Linked DNA regions of Homo sapiens: regions 1, 2, 3, 4, 5 and 6 are each linked to region 7. A link is a contact called in ENCODE Hi-C or POLR2A ChIA-PET data. All regions are on one chromosome and are shown on one strand. The core of a region is the stretch at or near the end of the contact, and the rest is flanking DNA. Distances in the headings are between cores, read along the strand shown.

Region 1 (2,797 bases), core at 133-2,632, 1.5 Mb before region 7:
TAACGGAGGGGAAGGGGAGGCACAGGTGCAGCTGGAAGCAGGTGCTGCAGGTGCCCCCCTGCACCCCCCCCTCCCCTTTAACAGCCACATAGACTGCTGTCCAGAGAGGAGCAACCACCTTTCCATACGGTTCGCTCCCACGGGGTAGCCTAGTCTAGGAGTCTGGTCTTTGGAACGGTGGAAAGGGGGAGACTGGTCCCCCGACCCTCCCCGTCCCCTCGCCCCGGTACTGACGCGCCCATCGGCCCCCGAGCTGCGAAGCCCAAGCGCGGGGCGGGCCCTGCGGGGGCGACGGCCAATGAGCGGCGCCGGGTAAGCGGGCGGCGGGGGCTGCCAGGAAGGGGGTCTGCGCGCGCGCGCCCGGACGGCTTCGCGGGGCGCGAGCGCGGGAGCAGGAACAGGTGTTGGAGGCGCGCTCCGGGAGCGCGCGGCCCGGCCTCCCCTACCCCCACACCCCCCCTCCCGCCTGCGCCCCCCGCCTCTCGGGTACCTCATTTGCATGTCGCCGGGGCTCGCGAGTGTGCGCGCGCGCGGGGGCAACGGGGCCGGCGCGTGGGAAGGGGAGGGGGTGAGGGGGCCCTGCCCCTCGGCGGCGGCGAGGCGGGGGCGGCGGCGCGCGGTGCCGGCCCCGCCCCTCGGAGAAGCGCCGGGCCCCTCCCTTCCTGCCCTTCCCGCCCGCCTGCGCGCCCGCGGGAAACAAAGGGGACTCGCTGGGTCCTAACGACCGGTCGCGGCCACGCCCGGAAGCCGCGCCTGCGCACCGGCGGCCCTGGTGTGTCCCCAGTGGGAAATAACCCAGCACCACATCCCCAACCACCTCGAAACGCCTTTCCTCTCACAAAGCCCACAGTCGGGTGACCCAAAGACAGATACCGAATGATGAGGAGCGGGAAAATGGCTGCCCAGTGCCCGTAATTAACATGGCACCGGACAGGCTTCGAAGCCCATGGAGTGCTAAGTGGATAAGATGGTGCCGGTCTTTTCCAGCTCTGTATTGCAGTTGGCGCACTTCGCTTTCTTTTTTTTTCCCTAGTCCAACTGTACATCCTAATCGGAGGAGTCCGAGGCTGTGAAAAAGAAATAGTATCTGCTCTCATTTACGTTAGCATCGCCTAGTGTCGCCACGGAGAAGCCCCCTCGCTCTCAGCTCCTTGCCCTTAGTCTGTATGGCGCCGTGGGTGTCCCTAAGCCCCGCCCCTTCCCGCTGCCCTCACCCAAGATGGCGCGGGCCTGGCTTCTTCAACCTCCAGGGCTGGGAAAGGAAAGGGAAAGAGGGAGAAGGGCGGGGATGAGGAAGGGGAGCCAAGAGGGCGGGAGAAAGGGGGAGTACGGCGGGGGAAGGGAGCTGAGGCGGAAGTCGAGGGGCCCCCCGGGTGGAAGTGACGCTGCCCCCGCTGCCCAAAATGTCGGCGCCCAGAGGGAGGTGTAAGTAATTAAAGAGGAAAGCCGACGGACTTCCCCGGCCTCCCGGGGCCGCCCCGGGTCTCCAGGACCAACGCTCCGTACGAGCGAGGTGGACTCGCCTGGCCCCGGGGCCTGCCCGACCTGCCCCCCAACCGGGCGCCCAGGGCTGCACCTTTTAGGGGCAGGGGGAGGGGCACAAAAGGCCGGCTCTCGGGGCCTGGGGCCTGGAGCAGACTGGGCAAGTGGGGGGGCCCGCTCCTCAGGCTGCGGGGTGGAGGAGGAGGCGGGGCCTAGTGGCTGCTGGGGCGGAGCAAGGGCTGGGAGGAGCCTGAGTTGGGCGGAGCTTAGAGTGGAAGTGGGAGGGGCGTGGAGGAGGGAGAGTCTGGATAGAAAATGGGAGGGTCTTAGGCAAAGAGGTGGGGTTTGATAAAGGGGCGTGGCTCAGAAGGAATGGTGGGTAGGCCCTGGATTGAGGGGTGGAAGGAAACTCATTGAGGCTGGTTGGGTAAAGGGAGCCCAGGAAGCAGGAGGGAGGAGTTTAGAGTAGAAGGGATGGAGTTTGTCTGGGGTGTGGCTTAGAGAAGTAGGTAGGCCTAGTGAGGGGGGTGGAGTTTAAGGGTGTAATTTGGAGGGGTTTAATGCAACTATCAGGTCTTTATAATGAATGTGGAAAGGACTTGCAGGGGATGGGAATAGACTTCGTAGAGAAGGCCTGAGAAGGTGACGGGAGTCCAGTGGAGAGTCTTAGAAAGGATGTGGCTTCTTTAAAGGAAAAATTGGGTGGAGTTTTGGAAGTGGGTCTTAGTGGACCCGAGAGGGGCTTAGATAAGTCAAATAACTTAGCAATCATGGTAGGACTTAAGGAGGAATCCAGGAGGAACTTACGGGATAATAGTCATCCAAACAGCTTACTTGTTGCGTCTTTGCTGTGCACCAGCTTAAGTGGGCACGTAGCATTTATTGCCACAATTTTACTTAATTCTCGCCACCACTCCATGAGGTAGGTACTACTATTCCCATTTTACAGATGAAGAATTTTTATTATCTGATGTTACAGGAGTAATTCTGGTCTCCCTGCAAGGATGACTCCAGTGTGCTTAGCCCCAAATCTTTGCCCTCCCATTCGCTAAGTGGTCATCCTGGAAGAGGAGTGGGAGGAGCTTAGAGGGGAGTGGGAGGGCCTTTTGGAAGGAAAAGGGCTTGGCAAAGAATACAAGATCCTTAGGGAACATTGTGGGGGACTTTGAAGGGAGTAGGTGGGACTTAAGGAAGAGTGGGAGAGGCTTAAATTACAGTGGGAGGGGCACAGAGAGCAGTGGCCGCGCATTGGCGAAGAGCGAGGAGAGGCTTAAAAACACTCCGTGGAGTGAGGAGACTATGAAGTGATTAGGAA
Region 2 (2,700 bases), core at 108-2,607, 1.5 Mb before region 7:
ACATGGTGAGACCCTGTATATACTAAAAATACAAAAATTAGCCGGGCATGGTGGCGGGCACCTGTAATCCCAGCTACTCAAGAGGCTGAGGCAGGAGAATCGCTTGAGCCCGGGAGGCAGAGGTTGCAGTGAGCCATGATCATGCCACTGCACTCCAGCCTGGGCGACAGAGTGAGACTCCATCTCAAAAAAAAAAAAATTATTTTAAAATCAAAAGAAAAGAAGGGAAATATAGCTTTGGAAGACCAAGGCAGAAGGATCGCTTAAGGCTAGGAGTTCAAGACCAGCCTGGGCAAGGCAAGACAGCAAGATCCCCATCTCTATAAAAGAAGAAGAAAGGAGGAGGAGGAGATAATTCAGCCTAAGTGGTGTTTATCTTTATTTTATACCAACATATCACAAAATATAATTTCATATATATTTATGAATGAAATGATCATGCTTAGGATCATGTTTAAGTATCTCCTATCCTGCCCTTTCAAGAAAACTATTTAAAGATGTTTCCAAACTCTTCCATGTCTCTTCTCAGTGGTTTGTCACAATGCTTCTACAGTGCTACACAAAAGAAAGAGAAATGGTCCAGAGAAGTGTAGTGACTTATCCAAGGTGATACCACCAGAATGACTAAACGGGGCAGCTAAGAAGAGCCCCGTCCTTGATGCTGCTGAAAACCCCGCGTTTTTGAGCTCTTTCCTCCCAAACATAACATCAGCTTGCGGGTTTTTGCGTCCTCCCAGGACCACCTGTGTTGCTGTTTACTGAATATTTTTCTCCACACTGCCTTTTTTTTTTTTTTTTTTGACAGAGTCTCTGTCACTCAGGCTGCATGCAGTGGCGAGATCATGGCTCACTGCAGCCTCGACCTCCCGGCCTCAAGCGATCCTCCCACCTCAGCCTCCCGAGTAGCTGAGAATACAGGCATGAGCCACCGCACCCGGCCTACACCGACGTTTATAAACTTGGCGTCATTACGTTGTCATGAGCAGTGCAGAGGTAATCACAAAAACGTTTACCGTGGAAACAAAGCAAAGCTTCTTCAGTTCTGCTGAGGTTCCCCTGACAGCCAGAGCCTCGAGTCGGCCTGCGTTGGTTTAGAAGGAACGTTCGGATTTGTTCCCAGGGTGTTACAGGCATCCTAGCGCCACACAGAGCGTACCCTCGGAGGGACAGACAGGTAATTAGAGAGGGAACAACTCACATTCTCCCGGGCTCAGCCGCCACGCCCCGCCCCGCCACGCCCCCTGCTGCACCACGCCCCCTCGCAGCCCCGCACTGCGCCTGCGCAGTAGCTCTTACGCCAGTTCGAGCCCCACCCCCTTTCAGAGCGAACATTGGCCTTGGGGGCGGGGCTTGGGCACAAGATGGCCGCTGCGCGCCCAGAGGCCCAGAGTCGGAGCTCACCGACTCCGGAGTCGCGATCCCAGGAGCCACTGGACCTGGTGCGGGCAAGGAAGGGGCCTGGGCGTGGGGCTCGAGGTGGGAGGAGGTCGTAGTGTGGGGGGCGGGTCCGGGGCGTGGCCTATGAGGGGGTGGGCGAGGGAGGTATTTAGTGCTATGGCCCTGGGGGTGGGGCTTCTTGTGGTTTCGCGAGGGGCGGGGCAGGGGAGGAGACTATGTCATGGTGGGCGGGGTGGGGGAGGGACCTATGGGTGGTGGGCGGGGCCTGGATGGGGGCGGAGTCTGAGGACGGTGTTGTCTTGTGGGACGGGTTTGGGTCCAGGGAAGGGGGCTTACCAGGGATAATTTGCATAATTTGGGTGGAGCCTTGTAAGGGGCGGGGCCTCATAAATTCTAGGGCTAATTCTAGGGTAGAAGGTTGGGAAGGTGACCCTGAAAAACGTGGGGGATTATGATTGGAGCACCTATGTCGGGGTAGGGGATAATTCTTCAAGGGTCTTAGTGATGCTTCTCGAATGCCCAAGGGAGAATTTGGGGGTAGAAGTGGGTGGTCTAGGTGACTTTGGAACTTCCTCCACGTTACCCCACTCAGAATTAGACTAATTGAGGACATTCATTCATTCAACAAACATTTACTGAGCTCCTACTTCGGCTCTGTAAATAGAGAAGTGACCAAGACAGACAAGGGTTGTGTTCTTTTGGAGCCTGCAGTCTCTTGAGAGGAGAGAGACAATAAAGGAGAGTTACTGTGATATGTTCTATAAAGGAAATAAAAATTGAGCCAATTTCTATAAATTGAGCCAAGAGTAGGGGTGGGGCAGCTAAATTTAGACGAGAGAAGTCAGCTGGGTGCCGGCTTATGTTTAAGCTGGGGTCAGAGAGATAAGTGGAGCTACATCGCCACAGATATTATAGTGACGATTTGGGATAAGTCATTTGGAGCCACTGGAGGGTTTTGAGTGCGAAAAATGACTTGATCTGATTTACATTTTCAAAAGACCTTCAGGCTATTCCTGGGAGGTGGGTTACAAGCCAGCAGAAATAGGAACAGAGATGCCCTTGGGTTTTTCAATTTTGGAGGCGCCAAGTGATGGGGCTTTAACTAGGGTGGAGGACAAAAGGTGGGATCCATGATATATTTTGGACAGGAGAGGAAATGTTGATGAGGATACAACAGAATCCTGGAGGATGGGCCGGGCGCGGCGGCTCACGCCTGCAATCCCAGCACTTTAGGAGGCAGAGCCAGAAGGATCTCTTGAGCCCAGTAGTTGGAGACCAGCCTGGGCAACATAGTGGGACTCC
Region 3 (2,700 bases), core at 108-2,607, 1.4 Mb before region 7:
ACCGGCAGGAGGAGGGCCAGGGCGAAGGAAGCCAGGACAAAGCGCAGGCCGCTGCTGGCCGCCGCCAGGAGGAGCAGGGCCGGCGGCCGTGTCAAGGCATGGAGGGCCACGCGGTTTTCCGTGTCCTTCACGCCGGCCTGTGGGCAGGAGGGGTGGCTCAGCCATCCGAAACGCTAGGGCCTCCTGGACAAAGAGAGGAGGTAGACCCTGCCCGGGGCGGGGTGAGAGCTCCCAAATGGGAAGGGAAGGCAGCACAGTCCGATGTTCAGTGTGGCACACTGGGTATGGAGTGAATGAATGAACGAGAGCGAATGATGGATGGATGAGTGAATTAGGAGCTGTGGGGGCACTCAATTCAGTAGCAATGCCGCAGTGAGGCCCCAGGGAAGTAAGGACAGGGAGGTTGCCTCAGGCTGGAGTGGAGGCTGGAGGGAGGCTGCTGGGCTAGGTTGGGGTGCTGGGCTGTGCTTTGAAGAGTTGGGGTCCGAGGCACAGAGCTGGCTGTTGTGCTGGCGTGCACAGCCGACTGGAGATGGGAGACCAGGGAGGGCGTTGGTGCTGGGGTCCCAGTAGGGCTGGGGGGGTGAGCCCCCACCTGCCACACCTGCTGTGGTTTTCAGCAGCAGGGCGGCTGAGGCTCAGGAGGAAAAGATCCCGCTCCAGGGGTCCAGGCTGGCTCAGGTGGGTGGGAGGGGGTGGCTGAATCCACTTGCAATTCCCCCACTGCAGCCACTCCCAGGCCCCCTGGGGCCCCTGCCTCTCACCTTCAGCATCTCCAGCACCAGGGGCTTCTCATCTTCCCTCATCTCCCGCACTGACAGGTGGCTGGGGGCCATGGCAACCCCCAGGCCCCGGCCCCCCAGAAGGGAGCTGGCGTCGTGCACCTGGTGAGAACATAAGTAGGTCAGCGTCAGGGGGGCACCTCTGTCCCCAAAGCTCCCCCGAGGGGTAGGGAGCAGCAACGGCACTTCCCAGATCAGGACACTGAGAACCCTCGGGGCCCCCAAGCGAGGATCTCGGCAGGACAGGCGCCCCCCACAATACTCAGCGACCTTGCTAAAGTCTCCCGGGATCCCCCCTCCCCCGTATTATTCAGCGATCTACACTCCCAAACGCGCTGCGGACGCCAACACTGCAGCACGGGGCTCCCTCCCAGGCACTGGGGTCCACGAACACCCTCCCCACATGCCAGAGAACGGACCACGCTCGCTCCACCCCGGTCCCCAGCGCCCCCTCCCCCACAGTCGTCCCCGTCCCGCGCCACAAGAACAAGGACCAGCAAGCACCTGCACCGGTCGCCTTTGGTCCTTCGACAAGGTTTCGGGAGCGGGTCTGGAAGGGGGTCGCGGGCGGAAGTGACGTCAGACCGCGCGCGGTGGGGCGGGGCGGCGCCCGCTCCGGGCCGTAGCAACCGTTGCTAAGCTCCCCGGAGGGCGGGCTGGGAGGAACCGAGCTGTGACCCTGCGGAGGGCCGGGAAGCGACCTCTCCTATCCCTAGAGAAGGAGCAACGGGGAAAGGGGACCTGGGGAAGAACGGGAGCGGAAGCCGGCAGGAGACGGGCGGCGGGCTGGGGACCAGCGCGAGCTCCCGCCCCACGTTCCCTCGTTGCTGAGCAACCTGAGCGCCGGGCGGCGACGCCAGCGCGTGGATTCTCATCCGTGCCGGGGCCTTCGCGGGAGGAGCCGGCCACGCTCAGCATCCTGGCGCCCGACTCCCCCATCCCCAGGGACCCCACTCCACCCACGGGGCGCCCGGGGTCGCAGAACCCTTCCGCATAAGGATCCCCCTACTTCTCACACGAGGGGGGCAGCGGGGCGACCTACAGTGAACAAGTAGCACTCCCTGGAGTCTGATGTCACCACCTCCCCACTATAATGACCCCTGCGGCCTTTTTTGGTTTCAGGACAGGGGAACTGAGCCCTACGTAGTGGCTGGCCCCAGGATGCAGAACAAGCCATCTGCGACCCAGGACGCAAGACTTAAGACTCCACGCTCCCAGGCGGGGGCTAGGACCATGACTTTGCCCCCTTCCCTCCCCCCAGGAAAACAAAACACAGGCGGGGAGACTCGGGTCTTTATTAGCAAGCCCAGCCTGCGGCACCCTGCCCCGCCCCGGCTGGCAGTGAGTCGGGGTCTCTGTGCGGGGCGGGAGGGGAATCACTGCCTCTCCTCAAAACGTGTGCACCAGCTGGACTGCGGGTAGAGTCTGGACAATCTGGATGGAGGGCAGGCCCTGAGGGGTCATAACACCAGGCCCAGCTCCTGCGGGGACCACTTGCACCATCTGGGAGGCTGGAGCCCCGGGGAGCCCCGCGGGGCCCGAGGCTGGGCCTGACGGCGGTGGGGCCAGGAGCTGCAGCGTGGCGGTGCCTCCTCCAGTGTTGCTGCTGTCCAGCAGCTCAGTGGCTGGGGCGCTGCGGATGATGAGGAGTTTCTGTCCGGGTGGGCCGGTGGCAGGCGGCTCCGTCAGCCCAGGAGGAAGTGTTTCTACCTCCTGTACGCAGAGTCGAGTCTGTTCGCCATCGGCCCCGCTCAGCACCAGCACGCTCTGCAAGCCCTCGTCCGTCTGGAGTGTCTCAAAGAGGACATCCTGGACCACACCAGTGCTGGCCTCGCCATCCCCCGCCTCCCCGGGGCCCGGGCCAGTGAGCAACTCCTCAGCTGCCCCGCTCTGAACAACCAGCAGGTTGGGTGCCTCA
Region 4 (2,700 bases), core at 5-2,504, 1.6 Mb before region 7:
AAAGGCACTATCTTAATACTCTGTACTTATTTGGCGTGCATTAGAAAAAATTACCCAACTAGCACATCAAAGCTGAGATTTCTCAGATACTGCTTAGAATGAGACTGTATTTCAAATTAAATTGATTCAAAGAGAATTCTTACATTAAAAAGAATACAAAGGATATGGCAAAGTTCTCCAAGGAGTACTCCAATAACCGACCGATATCTAACACTTACTGTGTAAAAATCTCTAAGCACTGTAATAATAAAAACCAGAGCTCCCAGTAATTACACACTTGCTATGTGTCAGATACCGTCAGGCACTTTACAAGCATCACCTCAACTTACATGCACAAGGACCCTATGATGTAGGAACTACGAATGCCTACGAACTATGGATTTCCTACGACTAGGAAACTGAGGTTTTGACACAGAGACTATCACCTGGCAATTACACAGCTTAGCAGGCAGCCGGGCTTCTGAATCCAAGGCTGGGGCTCTTCACCATCACACCAGAGACTCAGAAAACTGGGGAAAAGGGGCAGATTCTAGATCAAGTTAACAGACTCCTGGAAAGAAACTTCAGGATTGGAGGTGATAGGTATGGGGGCAAAACTCAGATGCGAAGACGGGGCGGGGGTAAGATTTGCACCATAGGCAGAAAAGCCCGCAGGGAAGGGCTAGAGACACCTAGGGAAAAGAAGACTCGGAAACTCAACGAGACACGAACAAATCCTGACAGACACAGACACGACAGACAGAGGAGAGAGAGACCCGGGACAGACACACAAACACACTCCTATCTCCAAACCCTTTTCTAAGTTCACTGAAACAGGCACAGGCAGAGGCCCACAGGAAACAGACGCTGACAGACACACAGACACGAGAGAGACAGACACAGACAACCGACACGGGGGCAGTCAAGGCCGACACAGGAGCAGAGACACAAAGGCCGCCAGAGACACCCAGAACTGGCCAGACGCGAGCCCGCGCGCGCCGCGGCCCAGGCCCGAACACCCGGAGCAGGCGGGCCAGCGTCCCCCGCGCTCCGCCCCGCGCTCACCTCGGCCCCCTCACGCCGGGCTCTGGGGGGTCATGGCGGTCAGCCCCCTGCCCCGCTCGGCCTCGGTGTCGCGGGACGTGCGCCGGGCCACGGGCGCACGCACGAACGCAAGGAGGGCCGCACGCCGACGGCTCCGCCGCCCCGCCGCCCAGAAGGGGCGCGGAGAGCCGGGCGGGGGAGGGGAGCCGCCGAGGAGACGGGAAGCAACAGAAGGAGGCGACGGACCGGAAGCGGAAATTGCCGCGCTCCCCGCCCTCCCGTGCCGCACCCCGCCCTGGCAGGAGTCGCTTCCGCAGCCAAGCCAACCTGGAAGGCATCACTTCCGGCGCGCTGGGCCCCGTTGCTAGGCGCCTCTACGTCACTTCCGCCCGCTGCAGCGGGGGATCCGCGCGGTGCTCACGGAACGCCGAGAGTCAGCTCCAGCTCGCTTGGCGGCAACCGCGGAGCTCCTGGCACACCCACGCCACGCCCGCCCCGGCCCGCTCGGCCACCATCCCTCCTGTCGGCGGGGTGGGAGAGCACTCGGGAACCTCACGTCCCCCGGGGCTGTGCCTGTGCCGACCCCGAGAAGGGCACCGCGCAAGCAGGGAAGGCCTCGAGGCTGCCGGCGCCGGCAGCAGGGGCGTCCCAGCCAGGGGCCCGCAGTTTGCCAAGGGAACCCCCACCCGAGCCCAGAACCGAGGAAGAGGGTCGGACATACTGGACACACAGCCGCTCCATAAAGTAAAATACAACAAAATGTTTAATGAGCAAATTCGTCTTAGCAAATATGAAACTGCCACAGAGAGTAGGAGAGGGGCAGGGGCCACGGGGCTGGGCGCAGGTCGGGGGAGACTAAAGAGGAAAAATCAACTACGTAAGAAACCCAGGAGGGGACCAGAGAGGACCAGAGGCCGAAGGAACAGAGCTGTGGTCCTGGTAAGGGAGAGGGCAGGGCACTGAGGGCCGGACAACAAAATTCAAAATAGTTTGGCCATAAAATATAAACACGCTATGTTCCTACCGTGGGGAAGGGGAGAAGAAAGGGGTCTATGGGAGAAGGAGAGGCTGTTTTGGGAGGGGCTGGGGTCCTACCCCGCCCTGCTGTGCACCCTGTCCCCATCCCAACCCCTTCCCTCTGTGTCTGTGTGGGTGCGTGTTGTCTGTGTGGGCTGTGTGCGCACTTCCCCAGTCCCCTCCCTGCCCTAACCCCCCAACCCCCCAACCCCCGCCCCCCACCCTTAATTGCTGCCATTCCAGTTGCTGCCGGCTGTCGTGTGTCTGCGGCTGTCACTCCTCTGCCCATCGTCTTCAGAGGGGGATAAGGGGGGGGCGGGAGTGGGGAGAAGCCCCCAGCCAGCCCTGCCCCCACCCTCCCCCAGCCGCCTCTACCAGAAGTCCCGGCGGTGATAAGAGTCGGGGTCACAGTATTTTGTGACAACCACTCTGTTGGCGAACTTGCGGCCCGTCAGGCCCTGCATGGCTTTCTGGCAGTCAAACACAGAGGTGAACTCCACAAAGATCTGTGGGGAAAGGAGAGGCAGGTTTGTGAACAAGGCTCACGCCCAACAGCCAGTCAGCGTCCACCCAACCCCAGCACTGAAGGCAGGAAGGGACAGGGAGGAGGGGGCTTCGCCACAGGTGTCAGAAAGGGACCCTTAGTAAGCAGGTTTGGTG
Region 5 (2,718 bases), core at 142-2,641, 1.6 Mb before region 7:
CAAAGCCTATGCTCTTGAGCAGTCCATCAACTAAGACAGAGTCAGACCCTCAGTAAACGTTATTGCTTCCCCAGGACACTGTTTCCTAATACAGCCCCTACCCAACTCTAGCCCGGGTTCAAAGGAAAATTCCTCAGCCCTCATTTCGTCCTCCGAACGAGCTAGGAACATGGGCAGCTGAAGCCTGAAAAGAAACAAGTCTCCAATCTTCCCTGGTCCTGTATTTCTTCACAAACTGAAACACGGAGGATTTTTAAAGCGTCTTAACAACTCTCCCACTTCTAATATTATTGGAATCCCTAAGATCAGGGCCCCAGGCTTTTTGTTCTAACCCATCACAATTTTCGATACCCTGAAGGGAACCTGCCTCCCACCTTCCCCGTAAGTGAAGAGTTTAGCGCAGTGGGCCAGATCCCTCTTCCTCCCTCAGAACCTGTTTTCTTATCTCTATATTGAGATCTGAGACTGAGTATTATCAGGTGCCCTGAGATTGGGATTGTAAATGATTTGAGGTTTGTCTCAAACACTCCATATCGCGATTCTCGGGACCGCCAAAAGCCCCGCATATGCAGGATGTGTGCGTGCGGACACTCAAAGAATGCAGATGCTTTTAGGCAACATGTGCCAAACACGTTAATATGAGGCGCCCCACTACCAACAGACGGGGCAGAAACCACCTGGCGGGAGAGATCAGAGCAAATCAGCAAAAAGGAAAAGGGGTACGCGAGGGGCCCGTGGCCTCCAAGCATCCGCCGAAACGGCTCTGCCCTCATCCACGTGAAGGAAGGAAAGGGGCCCCCCCACCAAGTTCTCACAACCGCCATTTTGGAAACAAAGGGGGCGTGGAGACGCTGCCGTGGGCCCGACCGGAAGCGGAAGTGCCAAGGCAGCGGGAGAAAAGAGATTACGGGGACTAACATAATCTCCTTTTCAGAGAAACCAAAAAGATTTTAAAAAACAAAAGTTCACGTCGAGGCATCTGGCGCGCTCGTGCCGCGTCCCCCGCGCCACCTCCGCCAGGACCACGTGGGGCGCAGGGACAGCCGCCGTGCGCATGCGTCACGGGCCCGCGCCCCGCCGCCCCCTTCCCCTCGCCTAGCGCGCGGCGGAACGCTGGGGACGTCACGTGAACGAGGCGCGCGCCACGGAACCAGGGTTGGGGGGCGCCGCGCGGCCGTGAAGTGGGGGGAAGCGAGGGAGAAAATGGCGGGGGGGCAAAGAGCGACGCGAGGAGCCGCCCACACCTCCGCCCCGCGACCCCGGTGCCCTCACCTTGTTTATTCTCGTTGAGCTGCCGCTCGAACTCGTCGAAGTCCGACATGCTGAGGCGGCCGCGTAGGGCCCTGTGCAGCTTTCGCCTCGCCTTGCCGCCCGCTCCAGCCGCTTCGGCTACTTCCGCCGCTGGCTTCGGCTACTTCCGGCCGCCGCCGGCGCTTCGCCACCTCCTACCTAATCAAGCCTCCGGCAGCCCTCCCCGCCCCGCCCGGGCTCCGCCCCCTCACCCGCCCGCCCGCCCGCGAGCTTGCCCCTCCCCCCGAGCCTGGCTCCGAAGCGCCTCGGCTATCTCCGGATACTGGACGAAGGCGAAGCAGGCGGCCGCTTCGGCTGCTTCCGAAAACACCCGAACGTAGGGTTTCGCCGACTTCCCAGGTTTCCGTAACTTTTCCGAGATTATCTCCTCAACGTTCGGAGGTTTCCGTGTGTCCTCGTGTGCCACTGCGCCCAGTCCCCTCTGCGAGTTCGGGTTCTTCCAACAATTCAATCCGTCCCAGTCTTTGGCTTCTTCCACGGACTTGCTCCGATCTTCTCCGCCGGCCCTGTCCAAGCAATCGGCCACTTCCGACAATCCTAACCGTCCCGGCCTTCGGCTCTTTCCGGAGATTTCCGGATCTCGCCCTCGGGCCCCTCCTGGGATTAAGCTCGAGTCCGTGTTTCGGCTCTTTCCGGAGATGCCACTTGCTCACGCCTCCGATCAGAGAACTTCGGCTCCTTCCGCCACCGCTTCGTGAAGGCCTCACTCTCCGGGGACAGCTTCGACTTTTTCCGTGGGTACCTCGGCTCCTTCCGGCTTCGGGAACGGAAAAGGGAAGGAGAACAGAGACGAGATGGATCAGGGGAAGGGATAGAGAAGGGGACGAGGTCCTAGTTCTCGGCACCTGGCTCTCCGGGTGGGGAAAGTGAAAGAAAAAAAGGGCCGGCCTCGCGGAGGGCCTGAGAAGGTTGTGCCAGACAAAAGCAGCAAGAGGGATGAAGGGTGCGCGCGACCGCTGCGGAGGTTGCCAGCGCGGCTTTTTGCGCCTGCGCAGGGTGGAAGCCGCGGGTGAGGGGAAACAGGCTTCTGCGCCTGCGTAAAAGTCGTTCTGTGGCGCGCTCTCCCACTGCTCCCGTGAAGGGGGTTGCGGGGACCAGGTTTCAGTCCCCATTGCGCGTGCGCGAGATTTCCCTTACAACGGTGAAAGTGCTTAATCCCCAGCCGTTAAATCCGGCCACCCTCTTGGTTGTCTCGGCAACCACATCAACGCGCTCCGGCTCTTCCCGCCGCGCAGGCGCGGCAGACGGATCATCTGGCATTACTTCCGGGAGACAGATGATCTGGCGTTACTGCCCCCTGGCGGCCCAACGGAAGTATCCTCCAGACTTGGCCTGGCCGCTAGGTGGCCTCCCTCGCTAGAGGTCATCGACTCACGCCTCTCGCGCCGCGCTCCGGTCTGGGTAGCC
Region 6 (2,801 bases), core at 152-2,651, 1.9 Mb after region 7:
CACTCCCAATAATTACAGCTAATATTTATCGAGCCCTTACAACAGGCCTGACACCATTCTACTTTTTATTTGTGTCATAATTCGTTCAGTCCCTCACAAGTCCCTCCAGCAAGACCAGGACTACAATTAGCCCATATTTTATGGAACACAGAGACCCAAAGCGGTGAAGTAATTTGCACAAGGTCACACAGCAGGTGGGAGGTGGACTTGCAGTTCTAACTGTTCTCAATCCCACACCAGCCCGGCTCAGAGCCTTGGGTCACCTCATCCCATAACCAGGAATGTTCATCCGGGCTGGGCGCGGTGGCTCACGCCTGTAATTCCAACACTTTGGGAGGCCGAGGCGGGTGGATCGCTTGAGGTCAAGAGTTCCCGACCAAGCCTGGCCAACATGGTGAAACCCCGTCTCTGCTAAAAATACAAAAATTAGTCGGGCGTGGTGGCTCGCGCCGGTAATCGCAGCTAATTAGGGAGCTGAGGGGCGAGGATGGTTTGAACCCGGTATGCAGAGGTTGCACTGAGCCGAGATCGCGCCACTGCTCCCCAGCCCCAGCCTGGGCGACACAGAGACTGTCTCAAAAAAAAGAAATAAATAAATGTTCATCTGCTTAGCAAATCCCTCAACCCCTATCCTGGTCAATGGGAGGATCCGGGGAGATGGGGAGGCGGGTTTCTACAACCTAATTCGCTCCTAAACTTGGCTAGTCCCCACCTTTGGTGGGGGGGTGTTTTTGCGTCCCCGTCCTCTTAGGACACCTAAACCAAAATGAGAGGCGGAGGAAGAGCAGGAATTAGGATGGCAGGCCTTCGCCTCTCGGTCCCCACTTGGCCCAGCAGTCGAAACCCAGAAAACAAAAAAACCTTCCCAGGTCCCGACCCACCCGGCGGCCCTCCCCTACTTGGAGCAAGTCATGCGCGCCCCACATCCCCAAGAGGCCATTCAGAGGCCGCCGCCAATCACGGAGTCCTCCTCTCTCCCAGACCCAGTCCGCAGACCCCAGCCCTGGCCACAACCTCCCAGGACCGCGGACCGCCGCGCGCACAGGGCAGGCCCGGGACCCTCGAGGCTAGCGCTGGCCCCCGCCCTCCACTGGGCCGACACCCAATCGGGAGCGCCGTCTCAAGGAGTCCGGGCAACCGGGGAGATAAGAGACGCACGCTGATTGGCCGTCGCCCCCTTCCGCCACTCCCAGCGAACGCTGAGTCTTCTCCGCGAGGGCCGCCCGTGCCCCCAGGTACCCCTCCGCGTCTTCCCCAAGTCCCCCGTAGCCTCCGGACCTGAACGTCCTCATTGCGGAGTTCGTCTATGAGCACCGCGATGGGGTACAGCGAGTCGTCGCCGTCGGCCGCCGCCATCTTGGCTCCGTCCCTTTCCTGTCAGACTGCGGCCAGCGCTGTGCTGAAACGTGGGGGGGGCAATGCTGGGAGAAGAAGGAAGGGCGGGCGTGGGGGCGCCCGAGCCAGTTTACAGGGGCTGCTCCACGGCCATTGGCCGCGCTACCCAGGGCTAAGCTCGCGTTTCTTTGGTCCGGACTTGTGAAGTCCCGCCCACTTCCGATTTGCCATTGGTCGAGTGAACAAGATTTGACTAGTTTGAGCCTAGGAGAGGGGGAAGAAAGCGGAAGTTAGCCGTGTCCTAGCGACCAAGATTGTACCCGCCCTGGTCGCTGCTAACAACGACCGAGACGAGCAGTAGTTTCTAGCCAATGAGGGGCGACATGGGGAGGAGGCTAAGCCTGCCCTTTCTTGAGTCCCCGGGAAGGCTTCTGCGCGTGCGTCGGTGGTAATACGTGACGTCCTGTGGGGAGCTGGAGGGTGTGCAGGTTTTGGGTTACCAGGCCGTGGTTCCGCTGGCTGGCTGGCTGGCTCTCCGCGCCGTTGCGCGGCAGGAGGAGGGAGTGAGACTTTGATTTGTGCTTGATTTATGCCAAGGCCCAGAGAAGGGAGCGACTTGCCCTTCTCTCTTTTTTCTTTTTCTTTCTTTTTTTTTTTTTTTTTTTTTTACTTTTTTAAAGACAGGGTCTCGCTCTGTTGCCCAGACTGTAGTGCAGTGGCAGGATCTTGGCTCACTGCCGCCTGGACCTCCCCGAGCTCAAATGATCCTCTCGCCTCAGCCTGCAGAAATAGCTGGGACTATCGGCGCGCGCCGCTAGGCCCGGCCAATTTTTAAAAAAATGTTTGTGGAGACCGAGTCTCACTGTGTTGAGCTCAGTTGCCTTGCTGTTTGGATGAAACCCAAGCCCCTCGGGCTGGTATTCAATACCCTGTCTAGGCGCGTCTCCCATCTGTTTTTTACCTTTTATCTGATGTCCTGGAGAATTACAGCTGCCTGAGCACTTCTTGCGTTTTCATGCCAGCAAGCCTCCTTGCCCAAGCTGTGCGTTCTGCTAGGGGTGCCTTTCATATTCACTTCTGAGATCTCTGCATAAATGCCTCCCCTTTACTCCCTTTCCTCTCTGTCTTCAGGCTCTGTTCTCTAGGCTTCCAGAGCCACAGAACCCCTCTCTCTGTCTCTCCAGTCCCATCTATCTCTCTGTCTCTCCAATCCCATCTCTCTCTCTCTCTCTCTCCAATCCAATCTCTCTCTCTGTCTCTCAATCCCAGAGCCTGGGCTGTGACTATGTATTCGAATTTGTTTCCTCCATAGAGTGGGAGCAGGATTGGATCTGACTAATCTCTGTTTTTAACCTCTTCAACACAGCCCTACCCCCCCACCGCAATCTTAGGACCACTCTAACTGAGGGAGTTGAATGGGGATGGGAAGGCCTGGGATGCTCTTTCCTCCTTTATTCTGCTACTTG
Region 7 (2,700 bases), core at 162-2,661:
CTTGGGAGGCGGAGGCAGGAGAATCACTTGAACCCTAGAGGCGGAGGTTGCAGTGAGCCATGATCAAACCATTGCACTGTAGCCTGGAAGACAGAGCGAGACGCCATCTCAAAAAAAAAAAAAAAAAAAAGCTGGCCGGGCGCGGTGGCTCACGCCTGTAATCCCAGCACTTTGGGAGACCGAGTTGGGAGGATCACGAGGTTAGGAGATCGAGACCATCCTGGCTAACACGGTGAAACCCCGTCTCTATTGAACATACAAAAAATTAGCCGGGCATGGGGGCGGGCGCCTGTAGTCCCAGCTACTCGGGAGGCTGAGGCAGGAGAATGGCGTGAACCCGGAAGGCGGGGCTTGCACTGAACCGAGATCGCGCCACTGCACTCCAGCCTGGGCGACAGAGCGAGACTCAGTCTCAAAAACAAAAACAAAAAATTAGCTGGGCGCCTGTAATCCCAGCTACTCGGGAGGCTGAGGCAGGAGAATCCCTTGAACCCAGGAGGCCGAGGTTGCAGTGAGCCGGGATCGCGCCACTGCACTTCAGCCTGGGTGAGAGTGAGACTCCATCGCAAAAAAAAAAGCTACATTTTAACAATCCCCCGCCCCCATCCCTGCAGGAACTCCGGTGCTAATTAAAGTGTGAGTAGGGCAGTTCCAGGGCAGAGGGCAGAGATTTTCAATCAGCAAGGCACATTGGGATCATACGGGGATTTTCACAAGACACAGATTCCCCAGTCCCACCTCCACCCAAGCCAACTCAATTCAGAATGGGGGAGAGGAAAGATGAAAAGGAGGAGGAGGATCTGGACTTTTTTTTGGTGCTCAGGTGTTAAGGCATAAGCAGGGTTGAGAACGTCTCATTTAGAGGGGTTAAGAGCGTATTGGGTAGGTGGAGAGGAACGCGGGGGGCGATGGTGGAGAGGTTATAATGGGTATGGGGATAGATAAGGGGATGCCGTGGGGGTGCAGACACACTAGAGGGGACCCGAGGGCGGCGATAGGGCTTTAGGGGTACAAGATGGAGGGATGTAGGGGGACGGGGGTGGACGATGCAAGTTTGCGCCTGGAGCACTCACGCACCGAGGCCCCCGACGACGAAGGACACGACCAGCACTGGCTCCTTGTCCCAGGCATTCTTGAGGAAGGCGCCGACTCCTGAAGGGGTGGCAAGAAGCGTCACCCCTGCAAGTAGCTGCCCCCGGTGACCTCTAACCCTCTCGTGCCACCCCTGCCCTGGAGGAGCCCCCTCGTGACTTCTGCGTTCCCCTCCAGCACGGACCCCATCGCTTCCACCCCTGCCCTGCCGCACCTCAGTCCCAGGACCGCCCAGAGGTTCCCAGAACTACCCGAGCCCCGTGCGCCACCGGCACCTGCACTTACTCGCAGCCATCTTTGTCTCCGCGGCGGCGACAGCGGCGAGGACGCGGAGCACCCTGGGAGTTGTGGTCCCTATGCGCGAGAACCCGCTCCCAGGGCTGCGCGTGCGCCCTGGAGCACAAGTAGAGGCGAAAGCAAGGACGCGGAGCACTCTGGGAGTTGTGGTCCCTCTGTGCGACGGCCCGCTTTCGGAGCCTGCGCGTGCGCACTCGCGCAGAACAAAGATGGAGCCGTGGAGGTAAAGGAAGTGGTGTCAGGAGCAAGCGCAAGCCTGACTTTGCGGACCTGCGTGGAATCTCCTTAGTCTCAGCCTAGAAGTCGCTCCGGAGTGACTAGTCCTCCTGCTGCGACCCACCTAAGGCGGAACAAAATAGTCCCCATTTTATAGTTTATGTATGAAAGCCCATTTTACAGACGAAGAAACTGAGCCCGGGAGAAGGTGAATGACTAACCTGTCCTTCGAGGTCTCAGCTCAACATCGGCTCGTCCTGGAAGCGCTAGGTCTCATCCCAGATGGGTTAGGAGCTTTCTGCGGGCTCTCACAGTGCTCTGTTACCGCCATTATAGCTCAGATCACTTAAGAAACTGACCTGGTCTGGGCCAGGCGCGGTGGCTCACGCCTGTAATCCCAGCACTTTGGGAGGCCGAGGCGGGCGGATCACGAGGTCAGGAGATCTAGACCATCCTGGCTAACATGGTGAAACCCTGTCTCTACTTAAAAATACAACACAAATTAGCCGGGCGTGGTGGTGGGCGCCCGTAGTCCCAGCTACTGGGGAGGCTAAGGCAGGAGAATGGCGTGAACCCGGGAGGCGGAGCTTGCAGTGAGCCGAGATCACACCACTGCACTCCAGCCTGGGCGACAGAGCGAGACTCCGTCTCAAAAAAAAAGAAACTGACCTGGTCTTGGTCTTTCAGTCGGACTGGTAGCTGCTGCTTGAGAGCAGTAACGGAGTCTGAGTTCCCTCTGTGCCTGCCAACATGGCACAGCGAGGGTCTGGCACGTAATAGGTTCTAATTTTTTTTTTTTTCTTCTGAGATTGAGTCTAGCTCTGTCGCCCAGGCTGGAGTGCAATGGCGCGATCTCGGCTCACAGCAACCTCCGACTCCCGAGTTCAAGCGATTCTCCTGCCTCAGCCTCCTGAATAGCTGGGATTACAGGCGCGCGCCTCCACAGCCGGCTAATTTTTCTTTTTTAGGAGAGACGGGGGTTTCTCCATGTTGGTCAGGCTGGTCTCGAACTTCCCGACCTCAGGTGATCCACCCGCCTTGGCCTCCCAAAGTGCTGGGATTACAGGCGTGAACAACCGCGCCCGGCCTAGAGGG

Evidence for each region. Hi-C counts contacts between places; a loop is a spot of excess contacts on that map. ChIA-PET counts read pairs that join two places held with the same protein, here RNA polymerase II (POLR2A). Pooled maps may share reads with other maps.
Region 1: a loop to region 7 is called in a pooled map, with 9 times the contacts of the local background. The contact joins the promoter of FIZ1 here to the promoter of NDUFA3 in region 7. A Hi-C loop is called at or near these places in 3 of 37 single-sample maps with no recorded cell type and 8 of 50 pooled maps. POLR2A ChIA-PET finds 5 or more read pairs at or near these places in 1 of 52 experiments (HEK293).
Region 2: a pooled map shows a loop between it and region 7 (6-fold over the local background). The contact joins the promoter of ZNF784 here to the promoter of NDUFA3 in region 7. A Hi-C loop is called at or near these places in 4 of 50 pooled maps. POLR2A ChIA-PET finds 5 or more read pairs at or near these places in 3 of 52 experiments (Caco-2, activated CD4-positive, alpha-beta T cell and activated T-cell).
Region 3: a loop to region 7 is called in a pooled map, with 6 times the contacts of the local background. The contact joins the promoter of NAT14 here to the promoter of NDUFA3 in region 7. A Hi-C loop is called at or near these places in 1 of 168 maps with a recorded cell type or tissue (naive thymus-derived CD4-positive, alpha-beta T cell), 1 of 37 single-sample maps with no recorded cell type and 8 of 50 pooled maps. POLR2A ChIA-PET finds 5 or more read pairs at or near these places in 1 of 52 experiments (HEK293).
Region 4: a pooled map shows a loop between it and region 7 (21-fold over the local background). The contact joins the promoter of EPN1 here to the promoter of NDUFA3 in region 7. A Hi-C loop is called at or near these places in 2 of 37 single-sample maps with no recorded cell type and 9 of 50 pooled maps. POLR2A ChIA-PET finds 5 or more read pairs at or near these places in 1 of 52 experiments (HEK293).
Region 5: a map of CD4-positive, alpha-beta memory T cell shows a loop between it and region 7 (6-fold over the local background). The contact joins the promoter of U2AF2 here to the promoter of NDUFA3 in region 7. A Hi-C loop is called at or near these places in 1 of 168 maps with a recorded cell type or tissue (CD4-positive, alpha-beta memory T cell), 1 of 37 single-sample maps with no recorded cell type and 11 of 50 pooled maps.
Region 6: a loop to region 7 is called in a pooled map, with 11 times the contacts of the local background. The contact joins the promoter of PPP2R1A here to the promoter of NDUFA3 in region 7. A Hi-C loop is called at or near these places in 1 of 37 single-sample maps with no recorded cell type and 8 of 50 pooled maps. POLR2A ChIA-PET finds 5 or more read pairs at or near these places in 1 of 52 experiments (CD4-positive, alpha-beta T cell).

Annotation. Positions count from the first base shown.
Region 1 is chr19:55,598,102-55,600,898 of GRCh38, reverse strand. FIZ1 (FLT3 interacting zinc finger 1) reads left to right here and starts at 1,382. Exons shown (of 3, transcript NM_032836.3): 1 at 1,382-1,425. It overlaps ZNF524 (zinc finger protein 524), which reads right to left and starts at 611. Exons shown (of 2, transcript NM_153219.4): 1 at 491-611. RefSeq lists silencers at 106-655, 1,366-1,785 and enhancers at 263-1,136, 1,137-2,011.
Region 2 is chr19:55,623,223-55,625,922 of GRCh38, reverse strand. ZNF784 (zinc finger protein 784) reads left to right here and starts at 1,357. Exons shown (of 2, transcript NM_203374.2): 1 at 1,357-1,439. The coding sequence starts at 1,362. RefSeq lists enhancers at 977-1,126, 877-1,376 and silencers at 1,197-1,256, 1,327-1,376.
Region 3 is chr19:55,483,845-55,486,544 of GRCh38, reverse strand. NAT14 (N-acetyltransferase 14 (putative)) reads right to left here and starts at 1,357. Exons shown (of 3, transcript NM_020378.4): 1 at 1,287-1,357; 2 at 765-884; 3 at 1-137. The coding sequence starts at 836. It overlaps ZNF628 (zinc finger protein 628), which reads right to left. Exons shown (of 3, transcript NM_033113.3): 3 at 2,058-2,700. The coding sequence ends at 2,172. RefSeq lists an enhancer at 718-1,047 and a silencer at 1,148-1,567.
Region 4 is chr19:55,673,780-55,676,479 of GRCh38, reverse strand. EPN1 (epsin 1) reads right to left here and starts at 1,254. Exons shown (of 11, transcript NM_001130072.2): 1 at 1,045-1,254. It overlaps U2AF2 (U2 small nuclear RNA auxiliary factor 2), which reads right to left. Exons shown (of 12, transcript NM_007279.3): 12 at 1,764-2,546. The coding sequence ends at 2,412. RefSeq lists silencers at 973-1,302, 1,473-1,692.
Region 5 is chr19:55,653,708-55,656,425 of GRCh38, reverse strand. U2AF2 (U2 small nuclear RNA auxiliary factor 2) reads right to left here and starts at 1,391. Exons shown (of 12, transcript NM_007279.3): 1 at 1,273-1,391. The coding sequence starts at 1,321. RefSeq lists enhancers at 566-645, 1,596-2,265 and silencers at 1,006-1,145, 1,356-1,405, 1,496-1,545.
Region 6 is chr19:52,188,652-52,191,452 of GRCh38, reverse strand. It overlaps PPP2R1A (protein phosphatase 2 scaffold subunit Aalpha), which reads right to left and starts at 1,401. Exons shown (of 15, transcript NM_014225.6): 1 at 1,279-1,401. The coding sequence starts at 1,356. RefSeq lists enhancers at 1,186-1,425, 876-1,843, 1,756-1,975, 1,986-2,035, 2,066-2,195 and 1 more.
Region 7 is chr19:54,101,566-54,104,265 of GRCh38, reverse strand. NDUFA3 (NADH:ubiquinone oxidoreductase subunit A3) reads right to left here and starts at 1,411. Exons shown (of 4, transcript NM_004542.4): 1 at 1,378-1,411; 2 at 1,078-1,152. The coding sequence starts at 1,387. RefSeq lists an enhancer at 646-1,622.